2 separate regions of the Homo sapiens genome follow, and region 1 is linked to region 2. Evidence: chromatin contacts called from ENCODE Hi-C or POLR2A ChIA-PET data. All regions are on one chromosome and are shown on one strand. The core of a region is the stretch at or near the end of the contact, and the rest is flanking DNA. Distances in the headings are between cores, read along the strand shown. Region 1 overlaps GNG12 (G protein subunit gamma 12). Region 2 has its middle 15 kb from the start of LINC01702.

What was found. A loop is a pair of places that touch in the nucleus more often than their neighbours do. ChIA-PET counts read pairs that join two places held with the same protein, here RNA polymerase II (POLR2A). Pooled maps may share reads with other maps.
Region 1: a loop to region 2 is called in a pooled map, with 6 times the contacts of the local background. The contact joins two enhancer-like sites. A Hi-C loop is called at or near these places in 4 of 168 maps with a recorded cell type or tissue (Caco-2, KBM-7, Panc1 and 1 more) and 8 of 50 pooled maps. POLR2A ChIA-PET finds 5 or more read pairs at or near these places in 5 of 52 experiments (A549, MCF 10A, OCI-LY7 and 2 more).

Annotation. Positions count from the first base shown.
Region 1 is chr1:67,732,841-67,740,057 of GRCh38, reverse strand. The region is part of intron 2 of GNG12 (G protein subunit gamma 12); the gene reads left to right. Among named protein-coding and RNA genes, the nearest start is that of GADD45A, 51 kb to the right of the region's middle. RefSeq lists an enhancer at 3,833-3,912 and a silencer at 5,889-6,008. Within about 2 kb of position 3,782, at least 36 of the 41 ENCODE cell types and tissues checked have a DNase peak (open chromatin) inside an H3K27ac peak, as active enhancers do.
Region 2 is chr1:67,533,819-67,540,431 of GRCh38, reverse strand. No RefSeq gene overlaps it. Among named protein-coding and RNA genes, the nearest start is that of LINC01702, 15 kb to the right of the region's middle. RefSeq lists a silencer at 915-1,097 and an enhancer at 4,652-4,946. Within about 2 kb of position 4,856, at least 3 of the 41 ENCODE cell types and tissues checked have a DNase peak (open chromatin) inside an H3K27ac peak, as active enhancers do.

The sequences.
Region 1 (7,217 bases), core at 2,533-5,032, 200 kb before region 2:
CAGCTGGCGTGCCGTAATTTATCCATGCCTGTGTTTTGTGAATTTTTATTGTTCATTTTTAATTTTTCGTTAAATAATACTGTAGTGAATATCTCTATACACATACTTTGGATTATTTCCTTAGGATAAATTCCCTGTGTTCAGATTATTTTTGAAAAGGATGGAAAAGCAGCTTTAAAACAGAGTTGTAAATATTTTCCGGCCCATTGTGGAGTTCTAGTTTCACAGTGGCTTTCCTGGCTGGGTTAGGTTTAAATTAAGCAGGTCATTTGGTCTTCAGATATCTGAACTCACTATGTCTGGTTTATGCCCAGCTCTGATCTGCTCTGGTTTGTAGGAGTAAGAACATAACTCTTCCCTCAACCCTGAAGTTCATCTGTCAGATATTTTGAGTACTCATGAGTACATTTCTAACTTACAAGTACACTGCTTTGACGCAGGCTCTTCCTTTGAAGATGTAGCTCATGAACACCACTTTCAAAAAGCTATCTCTGATCCCAGGACAAGATAGAGCCCCTATTCTGTGATTTTCCAACGTAGCTGTCCCAATACTTTTCATCAGTTGTGTGATGTCAGCCTGCCCTCTGTCTTCTGTCTCTATATGGGACCTACCACATAGTAGGCGTTCAATAAACTTAAATTGAGTGAAGATCATACCGGTCATTGTGATCAACTCTCTGCGGATATCACCTTGAGGGAGAGGATTTCAGAACAGGAAGAATCTTTGGGGCCTGAGCATTTGGGTGAATGGTATTACCATTTTAGAGATGGCGAATGCCACAGGAGGAAGGATTTTGACAGGCATACAGGGTGGGATCCAGAGATTTCTACATATTAAGTGTGTTGTTGCTGGGGTTTTTTTGTTTTTGTTTGTTTTAATTGACAGATTCTCACTCTGTTGCCCAGCCTAGAGTGCAATGGTGCAATCTTGGCTCACCACAACCTCCGCCTCCTAGGTTCAAGCGATTCTCTTGCCTCAGCCTCCCAAGTAGCTGGGACTACAGACGCCTGCCACCACGCCCAGCTAATTTTTGTATTTTTAGTCATGATGGAGTTTTACCATATTGGCCAGGCTGGTCTCGACCTCCTGACCTCAAGTGATTTGCCCACCTTGGCCTCCCAAAGTGCTGGGATTACAGGCATGAGCCACCATGCCCAGTCCCATTTCTGTTGTTTTAAAAGCCAAGGTGTTGCTGTGTTGCCCAGAATGGAATGCAGTGATACAATCATACTTCACTATAACCTTGAACTCTTAGGCTCAAGCAATCCTCATGCCCCCAGCTTCAGGAGTAGCTAAGACCACAGGCACATGCCATCATGCCCAGCTAACCTTTTCAATTTTTTGTAGTGACAGGTTCTGTGTATGTTGCCCAGGCATGTCTCAAACTCCTGGTCTCAAGTGATCCTCCCGCCTCCCAGAGTGCCGGGATTGTGGGTGTGAGCTACCATGCCTGGCCTACACGTGTAAACTTTGAGATGCATTTTAGATATCCAAGTGGAATGTTGAGAGGTCAGGTAGAGATTAGAGACCAGAGCTCCAGGGGGAGGTTGAAGCTGGAGATAAACAGAGGGGAGGGCTCAGGATCGTTGTTAAAGACTTGATATAGACCAAAGCTCAGTGAGGACAGTGACTGAGTCTATTTATTCACCTCTATATACCTAGGACAAGCATTCAGTTATGTATATCTAATCAATAAATTAATCTGTGGCTATTGTTGCACAGTGATTGTGATTTAGTACAAAACGAAATCACTAACTGATAATTTGCTTTATTGTTCAAAACAAAAAAAATTGAAATCTGGTATGTAGTTTCTTAGAAATAATTTGCTAATAGGGCTGGGCACAGTGGTGCATACCTGTAATCACAGCACTTTGAGAGGCTGAGGTGGGCCCAGGAGTTCAAGACCAGCCTGGGCAACATGACGAAACCCCATATCTACCAAAAAACAAACAAAAAATAGCCTGACATGGTGGCGCACACCTGTCCCAGCTACCCAGGAGGCTGAGGTGGGAGGATCATCTGAGCCTGGGAGGTTGAGGCTGAAGTGAGACATGATCGTGCCACTGAACTCCAGCCTGGGTGACAGAAAAAAAAAGGAAAAGAAAAGCTTTTATAATAAAGCTTGACACTGAAAAGAATCTTAGAGGCCATTTAATGCAAAGGTTCAAAGTGTGCAGGCAAGGAATGGTAAGGGGAGTGGACAGTTTATTGCAAAGGGTGAGCCCTTGTTTACAGGGGCCACATATTGACAATAAACTGAGTAACAATGTCTTAAATGTAATGGCACCACTCTTGTTAAAGTATATGAAGATGTTGTTGCAATTAATAAAGAGAACATTTTTGTTAATTTCTTGTTATTATGTATTTTCATAACCAGTAGGCTCCAAAAAGACAGCTATCTTTGGAGCAGGGAAAAGCTAGTGCTTATACATTTAAAAAAAAAAAAGAAAGTCTTCATATTGAAAAGAGGAGGAAACACTGATCTAGTCCAAGCTCTTTGTTTTACTGATGCAGAAAGGGAAAGGGAAGGGGATTGAGTAACTTGCATAAATTACACAGTTAACCAACTAACAGCTGAACCTAGATAGACCCTCGGTTTCTTGACCCTGGGCCCAGAGCTCTTCTTACCATCCATGTGACTGTTTATCTTTCAGAACCAACTTTCTTCAGGCCAATAAATGAGGTATTGCCTTAGAACAGAAATCATTTATATTTGGCCATGGAATTATATTAATGATTTATTTTTATAATGATTAATTATGAGAATTATAATTAGACTTTGCTTTAGCTAGTTTCAAAATCCATTTATAATCCCCTAAGCACAGGCCATTTGGCAATGCAAAAGACTAAGTAGCCCAAGAAGGGTTGATGAAAGTATGATTTTTAATTTGCAGTAGATAATTTACCTAATGAGTACTACTTATATAGAAAATTAAGACTTGGTTTTAGTTGCAAACATCATTTTAAGGAAGCTTAGCAGCCTACGTGGAATTTCAGGAGTGGACACATCTGAATATCCACAATTCTTGGTTTATATTCAGGCTGCACAACTTTAGTACCTATATGATGTTGGCCATGCTCACTCACTCCTCCAACCCTCAGTTTACACATCTGCAAAATGAGATACTTCTTTTCCAGTGTTGCTGTGGACATTAGCAGGCACACACATTTGGTGCTTGCACAAATGAGGTCCTAAGAGGTGGGTCCCTCTCATCTTACGTGAGGAAACTGAAGCAGATTAGAAATGACCCAAGGAAACCACTCCGAGTTCAGTCTGGAGCCCACTCCCCTAGGTTTTAATCATCCCCCAACTCAGTCCCTATCTGCTGAGGTTCCTGGATCCAGACGGTTCTTACCAAGGAACTGTCTGTCCCCACCACATGGATGGTTTTCCTGGCAGAGGTGTGCCCTGTGAGGGGGTCACTGCTCCTGGGGTTGGCATCGTGAGGCTGAGCCTGCAGGCTGCACAAGTATGTTCCACTGAGAGGCTGCCCTGGTGACTCCATTACTCACGCATCCCTGCCACACAGTGCAGCTGGGCCGTGGCCCCAGCACAGGGTTCATTTACATAGCTGCACAACAGGAAGCAGTCTAGTGTTTAGAGCTGCCCTGGCCCACTGAGAGCAAATTGTTTCAGGTGCTGTGGTGTGGGTTCTGGAACTGTGGGCTGTGCCTTTGGCGTCCACGTTAGCATCAGGAAGCAGTAGCCTTCTACTGCAACATTCTCCCTGCCTGCTGCTTGGTTCGGGGGTTGGGATTTTTGTTTTGCTTTGGTTGTTGTACACTCTCACGCTTGGCAGGCACAACCGGAAGAAGAGGTGGGCGTTGTGTCAGGCTGGGAGGGAGTGCCTTTGTGGAGCCAGGGTTCCTAATGAACAGACTCCTAGTTCTTCTCCCACAGTTCCTGCAAGTGAAATGGCAGATGTATGAGTCACTTCATAAGATGGGAACAGGAAGACATCCTGTTGATGCCAAGCCATTTTCAGTTCAGTGATGAGAATCTACCCCCCGCAAGAAAGTGTGTTTGTATCTTCCTCCTTTCCCCAGTGCAGAGGGGGTCAGCACCTGGCTCTTTCCCTTGTGAGAACTCCTCCACTTGGTTTAGCGCCCAGGAAATCAGCCCTGTCTTTCATTTGCATCTGTTATGTTATCAGAAGATCCTCTTTGCCAAAGATACTTTCTGTCTGAACTATTTTTAAAAAAATATTTTCCCTTGTTTTTTCCTTCTTTAGAATAATATTGTACTCTGTGATGGTTTAGGATTTTCTTTCATGGAAGAATTTTTTTATGTTTTTCTCACAGGAGCTTCACTGTTGTTAGTGAAGATCACTCAGAAATTATAGTATTTACAGTGATTCTCTGCCCCTTTTAATTGAATTCTCATAGTTCCTTTCTTAAATTATTTGGTATTCTTTATAATCATTATAAGAGGTCACATTTATTGAATGTTTGGAGGCAGGCACAATTTTAAGCACTTTACATATGCATTTCATCCTCAGATAGTTCCATGAGATGTAGAGACTGTTGCCACTCCCATTTTTGCAGATGAGGACGCAGGCTCCAATTAAGCAACTCCAAAAGTCACACAGTTAAATGGCAAGAACCAGAACTTAAGCCCTGTTCCTAATAACTCCCTTTGCCAGCATTCACTCAAAGTGTGATCAGCAGAACAATGATCTCATGAGATGTTCCTCGGAAAATATTTTTATGTGCAAATAATTTGGGGAAATGCTGCAAGCCACAAGCCTCTTGCCAGATCATAAATGTATCTTAGTGCAGGAAAGACCCTGAGAAGTCTTGCGTGAAAGAAGTCTGCTTATCATTGTGTGAACTAGGGCTTTCCAAAATACATGGCATGGAACCCATTTCAATATATACCTATTAAATTGTAATACATCTGAGGCCAGGCGCGGTGGCTCATGCCTGTAATCCCAACATTTTGGAAGGCCAAGGAGGGTGGATCACCTGAGGTCAGGAGTTTGAGACCAGCCTGACCAACAAGATGGAACCCCATCTCTACTAAAAAAAATACAAAATTAGCCAGGCGTGGTGATGCATGCCTGTAATCCCAGCTACTCTGGAGGCTGAAGCAGGAGAATTGCTTGAAGTCAGGAGGCAGAGGTTACAGTGAGCCGAGATCACGCCATTGCACTACAACCTGGGTGACAGAGTGAGACGCTGTCTCAAAAAAGAAAATAAAAAGAATAAATAAATAAAAATTGTAATACATTTTAAGAAACACCATACTAGTCTAAGAAAGCAACTAGAGCCAGACCCTGTAGTGTGCCTGTAGTCCTAGCTACTCAGGAGGCTGAAGCTGGAGGATTGCTGGAGCTCAGGAGTTCAAGGCTGCAGTAAGCTACGATCCTGCAACTGTACTCCAGCCTGGGTGACAGAGCAAGGCCCCATCTCTACAAATCATAAAGAAGGCAACATAATGTGATGGCTAGATACAAGGGCTTTGGAGCCAGAGAGTACGTAGGTTCAAGTCCCATATCTGCTACTCCCTAGGTAAGTTATTTAGCTTCCTGTGCTTCACTTCCCCCATCTGTGTAGTGGGGAAAATATAGCACTCTTGCATAGGGTGACTGTGAGGGGTAAATTAGTGCGTCTAAAGGACCTGGAACACCGTTGTGCACATACAGAAGTAGTCAGTGTTCTAAATGTAGCAGAAGGAGTCAAAACATTTACCACTGTGGGGTCAGATCACAGCCAAAATGCTGTTTCCCCAGTCTTCAGAAAACCTATCAAAGAAGAAGCATGCCCTCACCCTCCTTTCCTCTAGCACTCTCTCTAGCTGCCCTGTGCTCTCTCTGCCTCTCACCATCTGCTTGTACTAGATAGCAGCCCAGACCTGGGCTCAGGTCTAGGCAGTAGGTCTCTGCCCTGCCCTTGAGTCAGGAATAACACACACTCCCGCTGGGACACAGGACAGCTATCAGGGTTAGCCACACACTGTGGGTGGCCCCGGCAGAATCTGCAAAAAGAACATTCTGGTGAGAAAGGAACTCAAGTTTCCTGCATTTGAGCAAGGCAGCTGCCTGTGCAAACCGTTGGCCCTAGATTTCCAGAAGGCAAAACTATCTTCAAGCATTGCACACTCACTGAACTTGCCACTGCCCCATTTCACCTGAGACTATCCTCCAAGGAGAATGGGTGCTGTATGAGGGGCCTTACGATTCTGCAGGCTCATCTTCTGGGCTGATCTCTCAGTACACAGCCTGCCTGGGCTATTTGTTGGAAAGTCCTGCAACAGGCAGATAACATTTGGTTGGGTTTTTCTCTTTCCCCTCCCCTGTGTGTTCTGAAGTTGGTCCTGCAATGACTCCCAGGAAGGTTTGGGGGAAGTCCACTGGGGAGAAGGAAAGAAATTGCAGAAATTTACAAATTTTCAAAATTGACTTTAGGTATTGTTTCATGTTGCCCTTTTTGGTTTTTTTCCTATAAATTTTAAGAATTTCAAAATGAAAAATTAAAATTATAAAAATACACTAACCCTCTGTATGGGCAAGGGTGGTTACTTGTGATATGTTTATTATTGAGTGAAAAATGCAATTGCAGAACCATATGCAAATATGATTCCATTTGTTTAAAAGATGCATGCACATCATATACGTGCACGTGTATATGATTGTATATTTGCAAAGGCCAGAAGAGGATATGGAAGTTTGAAAGAAAAAGACTATATTGACAATAGTTACCCCTTTAGAGTGAAATTTGAAGGCAAGAGTTTTAACTTTGTATTCTATACACATGCATATAGTTTGAATTTTCAACATTTTTTTCATTTAAAAAAAGAAGAAGAAAAGGCAAACACCCCAAACCAGCTCCAAAAATAGGGCTAGATTAAATACTGGTGGCTTGTGATACATGTTGTTGCCTAACTGACTGGAGGGCTTTGCAGTAAGAGGGAAGGAAACTCAGATCAGAAAATGGGCTGATTCCAGTCACAGTCAGCTCTGCACCATGCACACTAAACTGGGCTGTGCAGTGTGTGGCTTGGGAGCCTGTGCAGTTGCAAGTGGTGCTAAGTTTTGCTTTTCCTTTCCCACGCCCTCCCTCGGGTAAGCCACACCAGCTGCTCAGATCCTCCAAGGTTCAGCTTCCCATGTATTGCCCTTGGCCATGATAAAGCGCTTAATCACTCAGGCCTGGACCAAATGGAGGGGCCCACCCCAAGCACAACTGCCAGGAGGGCAGTAGCTATCACTGGTCA
Region 2 (6,613 bases), core at 3,607-6,106:
TGCATGTCTGTCTCTGTGCCCAGATTTCTCCCTTTGTATAAGGACACCAGTCCTATGGGATTAGAGCTCACCCTCATGACCTCATGTTAACTTGATAACATTTATAAAGACCTTATCTCCAGATAAGGTCACATAAGGCACCAGGGGTTAGGATTCCAGCTTATCTTTTGGGGGGACACAATTCAACCCAGAACGGCGGCATGCTGGGAGGCCTGCCAGTGATCCATCGGAGCAGCAGGAGGAAATCATCCAGCGGGGTGAAAGACAGGGGAGGGGAAGAAAAGGTTTCTCAGAGCGGGTAAACCTTGGGCTGAGTCTTTAAGGGTGAATAGCTATTTCAAGCAGCCCAGGATAGAGGTGAGGGTGAGGCCATAGGTGTGGAGTGGGTAGGATAGGTGGGCAGGAACCAGATCATAAAACACATGATGAAACCACTGTTGGTTCTGAATGTCCCCAGTTCCTCAAGCCCTTAGGCATGATCCTTTCATTCAATATTCAAATGGAAAAGCTGAAACAGCCATGCCACCAACAGCGGGAAGCCCAGTATCCCTGAAGATTTGGTGTGGTTCTGGGGTTAAGGCGAGGTGGTGCTCTCCCGGCTCTGAGCTCTGTGGCCCTGATCCTCTGTCCCTCGCTGCTCTCAGCTCTGCTGCTGCAGTCGGCCCCTGAAGTCTGTCCTCTGCATCTTCCTTTCTGGGCAGCAACTCACTTCCTCCATTCCCCAAAACACCAGTAACGTCCGAGTGCTGGGATGGCCAGCTCACACTGCAGGCTTGAGAGAGCCAAAGAAGGCCACAGCACAGACAGAAAACCACTTACAGTTAAACACTGACCGTGGCGGCCCCAACTTGCATAGGCCACCTCCACCATAGGAAGGTTCTTACCAGCCAGCTTTATCTTCTTAAGCACCTGTGACCTCCCTCCACCTCCTCCGTCTCACCAGTTACAATCTCCTAGAAGCTTTTAAAAAGACCAATTCCCAGGTCAGGCGCAGTGGCTCACGCCTGTAATCCCAGCACTTTGGGAGGCCGAGGCGAGTGGATCACCTGCGTCGGGAGTTCGAGACCAGCCTGACCAACATGGAGAAAACCCGTCTCTACTAAAAATACAAGATTAGCTGGGCATGGTGGCACATGCCTGTAATCCTAGCTAGTCAGGAGGCTGAGGCAGGAGAATCTCTTGAACCCGGGAGGTGGAGGTTGTGGTGAGCCAATATCATGCTATTGCACTCCAGCCTGGGCAACAAGAGCGAGATGCTGCCAAAAAAAACAATTCCCAGTACTCATCTCAAATCATTTTAGTCTGAATCTATGAAAGTGGGGCCAGCTGGGCATGCATGTGAAAACTCCCAAGTAATTCTAGAGAATACTACTCTGAAGCTAGACCTTCCTCACATCTCCCCATCCCCACTGTTCTGGCAGCAAGGAAAGCTCTAGTTCCTTACCGTATAGAGCAATTCCTCTCTCTCTCGCTCTCTCTCTCTTTCTCTCTGTCTCTCTCACTTGTTCTCACTTATCCAAGCCTAAGCATATAGGCCATACCTCCTCAAAAATGTAAAATCCATCACCGTGTTTTCCTAAATAACAGAATTCTTTTTTTTTTTTTTTTTTTGAGATGGAGTCTCGCTCTGTCACCCAGACTTGAGTGCAGTGGTGCAATCTCGGCTCACTGAAACCTCCATCTCCCAGGTTCAAGCTATTCGCCTGCCTCAGCCTCTCGAGTAGCTGGGATTACAGGTGCCCACCACCACGCCAGGCTAATTTTTGTAATTTTAGTAGTGATGGGGTTTTGCCATGTTGGCCCGGCTGGTCTCAAACTCCTGACCTCAAGTGATCTGCCCACCTCAGCCTCCCAAAGTGCTGGGATTACATGTGTGAGCCACCACACCTAGCCAGAATTATTTTTCTTTAAAGTGAATTGTATCTCTCCCCTAAAAGGGAAAAATTATAACTCTCAGCTTTCATTTTAAATACCATATTTTAGTGACTTTCAGATTTGAATATTTTTCATATTTTAGTCTATTTGAAATTGGATGTGTTTTATGATCAATGGGATATCATAGTTTCATCAACAGTATTAATTAGCACTTCACATAATAAAACACCTTACAGCTATAAGGGGATTTGATTTGATGAAATCATGTAGTAATAATTTTTTTATTTTTCCTGTCACAAAGGCAAGTCTTGCCAAGGAGTTTGGACTTTATACTCCAAGTAATAAGAGGCTGTCAAGGGATTTTAAAGGAAGGAGCGACATGGCAAAGTTTTGCTTCCAAGAACCTCTTCGTCTCATGCCAATGGGAATAAAGTAGGGATTCTTCTCACTGAGCTGGAATAACCTGCTTAGGGGTTAAAGGATCCAAACTTGCTTCCTTTGGGGCATGAAGGTTCAGTTCCTCGTGTTAAGGCCACGTGTCACTGTGGTTCAGACACCAGCTCTCTCCCAAGAGACCCCAGGAGACCGCATTCATTGCCTTGATGATTTCTCCACTTGAGGAGCCTGCTCTCCTGCAGGCCAGGAGACCTGTTTGTTGGCACTTCTCACCTGGTCCTTCTTCCCCAGGAAACCAGGCATTAACCAGGCACCCCTGAGAGGCCGATATATAACTACAGGAGGCCCATTTATTCGCTTACAAAGCGAAGTTAAGCTGGCAAGCAGACAGAACACTCTAGTACGGAGATCAGTCCATTCTCTCCCTGGAGGCAAATTACTGGAGAAGCCAAGTTATAACCAGAACGCCAATTTATTCATTTATAATGAGAAAATCAGCTTTCGAGAGTACTGGAAGTTCACACAAGCCAGAGCACTTTGTTCTTTCCCTGTTGAAAAACGAATACCCAAGAAGCCAAATTATCCAGAAGAGCGAGCAAGGAATTGTGGCAAAGGTTGAATAGAAGACCTATCTTTCGGCTGAATTGCTCAAAGCGCTCTTACCCACTAGAGGGTTTGCTTTGCCTGGCAAACCTCTTTGCTCAGGTCTGCTTGCCAAGCTTTCTTCTTGCCTGGACACTGAATGGACAGGCCTTGCCAGCATTTGCCCCTGAGACTTGTCATTTTCCAAGCTGCCATGGCTGGTCAGCTTCCTTCTCTTACAATGGGGTCTCCTTCCCCTAAAAGTAATTGAGGCTTGGTTTATTTCCTTAGAGTCTCAATCAAACCCAGTCTAATCTATTCAAGAACACACTTAAACACAATCTCTTAGATTTTTCCCACAAACGGTTTATCCTAACCAGTGTATGTGTGTTTTATTGCTTAATCCCTTACAACTTTTTATTTATTTATTTATTTATTTATTTATTTATTTATTTATTTATTTAGAGACACGGTCTCACTCTGTCACCCAGGATGAGTGCAGTGGCATGATCATGGCTCACTGCAGCCTCAAACTCCCAGGCTCAAGCAATTCTGATGCCTCAGCCTCCCGAGCAGCTGGGACTACAGATGTGTGTCACCACGCCCAGCTAATTTTTTTTTCTTTTTTTTTTTTTTTTTTGTAGAGACAGGTCTTGCTGTGTTTTTCAGGCTGGTCTCAAACTCCTTGATAAAAGCAATCCTCCTACCTCAGCCTCCCAAAGTGTTGAGATTACAGGTGGGAGCCACCACTCTTGGCCTACAAATTTACTTACAAATTCTCTGGGACTCCAGGCAGTCATTTTCTTAGGACAAGCAACAAGAGGAAATGAGCTCTGTTGAATAAGAAACTGAATTCCCCTTTGACACTCTGGGCATGGAAACCCTCCCTTCTCCAAAGGGCTGGAGTAACCCTCAGGGGCTTGTCCCCCAAGGCCCTATGAATGAAGCTGGATTTAGGTACATGGGCGGGAGGGAGAGCCTCAAACCATGGGTGGATTTGGTTTGATATGCATTGCAAGTTCGTCCTATCAGAGGGTGGAGAATACAGACCTTGAAGCCACACACAGCTGGGTTCCAATCCCAGCTTTGCTGAAGATACAGCACTCAACATCTCTGAGCCTCATCTTTAAAATGGGTACGTCATACCTCTATCTCCCAGAAAGGTGAAATTAAATAATAATGCACAACACTTGGCATGTAATAATCATTATTCCTTCCTCTTACCCGTCTCAATTTTTCCCATTACAGGAAATTGTTCCACAAAACGCTGCGACCTCTAGAAAAATGCTCCTTCTCTCCACTCTGCCCACCGCCACCCACCCAGGTATTTTAAAGTCAGTGAGAGAGGCCTAGCAATTACATTCCTTTTCTTTTCTTTTTTACAGTGTCTTACACCAAAATATTTACATTTGTGTATTTGATTCTAAGAAATAGGGTATATAGAGGACAGATGATTGACCATGAGTTGGTAGGTGTTGAAGCTGGATAATGAGTACAAGGGAATTCATTATATTATAGTCTGTACTTTGGGATATATTTGAAATTTTTTGTGTTAAGAATACTTTTTAAGGCTGGGCACAGTGGCTCACACCTCTAATCCCAGCACTTTGGAAGGCTGAGGCACAAGAGTCGCTTGAGCCCAGGAAGCGGAAGTTGCAGGGAGCCGAGATCACGCCACTGCACTCCAGCCTGGGCAACACAGTAAGACTCTGTCTTAAAAAAAAGAAAAGAAAAGAAAAGAAAAAAAGAATACTTTTAATAGAAAAAAATCTTAATGGTAAGTTACTATATGTCAGACACTGGTCTAGGAGATGGGGTTTAAAAGAATAAGTCTAAGCTTGCCTTTGAGGAATTTAGTTTAATGGGAGAGAAAACTGTGTTAATGGTCCTTTCAAGCTGAGTGATGAGGGTGAGTGAAACTTTGTGTTATGCAATGCTCACATATTCCACCCTGACGGAGTGCCAGTATGTCCGGCTACCAACGGTGGTGGCGTCCCCATGTGGCAAAAGTGTGAACACCACCTGCAAGTCACTCAGCCTTCCTGTATTGAACTGGAGAAACTCGACTAATTTACAGTGTGAGAAGCTTCTCTTTTCTTCAATATTTGCATATAAATGAGACTTGATTAATATATTTTGGCACATTGCTTCAAATCTGTGGCATAATTTAAATTTGCATAAAACTTGGCTGCTGAATTGTGATGATCTGTTTACTTCTCTAATAGGGTCCTCTTCCTCACCTCTTCTTTTCCCAATGGAGTAGAAACAGAGAGGGAATGAAGGAGGGAGGATAGAAAGAAAGAAGGGAGGAAAGAAAAAAAGGGGCAGATTAGGCAGAAAGACTGTTTGCTCTTCTCCCTCTCCTACCTCCCCAATGTCAAAGTTATGTTATACGAGGTTTGACATTAGTGATCCTCTCTTTTGTGCTGTGCAGTAATTGACATATAAGTGATGTGAAACCCTCATGCTGACTGGCCTCCCCATCTTGGGCTTATCATTTCACTTTCCAGAACCTATATTATAGATTTCTCCATCTGTTATATAATAAAGGAATAGCAGTACTGACCTGACTTCCCAAGGGTCATAGAAGGGTTACACCAGATAATGCAGGAGAAAGCCCTTTGAGCACAGTACAGCCAGAGACACATGTTAGGGGTGTTATTAGGACCACTGACATGGCAACCACAGCTGCCACTTCCTTATGACTCACTAGCCTCTTATATGAGCCCGCCTCACTATGAGGCCCTGAAGGGTGCTGAGCTAATGTTTGTAAACCACTTTAAAGAGGAGAGGGGCTTTAAAGCAGCTTGGAACACTTCCGATTAGATGACCTCTACAAGAGTACAAAGGAAAATAAATATGGACTTTCCTCTTCCTTTTAATTTTCTTTCAAAAAGAGAGACAACTAGCTCCCTCAGCAGTGTACACCACAGTGTTTGAGTTAGCCATGTGAGTACAGAAGAGTTTTCTGGGACAGGGTCATGAAAAAATATTACGGTTCTTTTTTTAATGGGAAAAGAAGTGCGTGCTTGTTTTTAAAAAATGCAAATGATATAGGAGTATAGAAAATAACAGGTAAGGCCAGGCACAGTGGCTCACGCCTGTAATCCCTGCACTTTGGGAGGCCAAGACAGGCGGATCACCTGAGGTCAGAAGTTTGAGACCAGCCTGCCCAACATAGAGAAACCCCATCTCTACTAAAAATACAAAATTAGCTGGGTGTGGTGGCACATGCCTATAATCCCAGCTACTCGGGAGGCTGAGGCAGGAGAATCTCTTGAACTCAGGAGGCGGAGGTTGCGGTGAGCCAAGATCACGCCATTGCACTCCAACCCAGCCAACAAGAACGAAACTCTGTCTCAAAAAAGAAACCAAAAAAAAAAAAAAAAAAAAAAGCTGGGTGTGGTGGCTCACACCTGTAATCCTAGCACTTTGGGAGGCCGAGGCGGGTGAATCACGAAGTCAGGAGATCGAGACCATTCTGGCTAACACGGTGAAACCCCGTCTCTACTAAAAATACAAAAAATTAGCTGGGCGTGGTGGCGGGCACCTGTAGTCCCAGCTACTCAGGAGGCTGAGGCAGGAGAATGGCGTGAACCCAGGAGGTGGAGCTGGCAGTGAGCCGAGATCGCACCACTGTACTCCAGCCTGGGCGACAGAGCGAGACTCTGTCTAAAAAAAAAAAAGGAAAGAAAAGAAAAGGTAAAAGCCCCATTTTTTCAAATATCACTTCACCCTTTCCCTAGAGGTAGCCACTGTT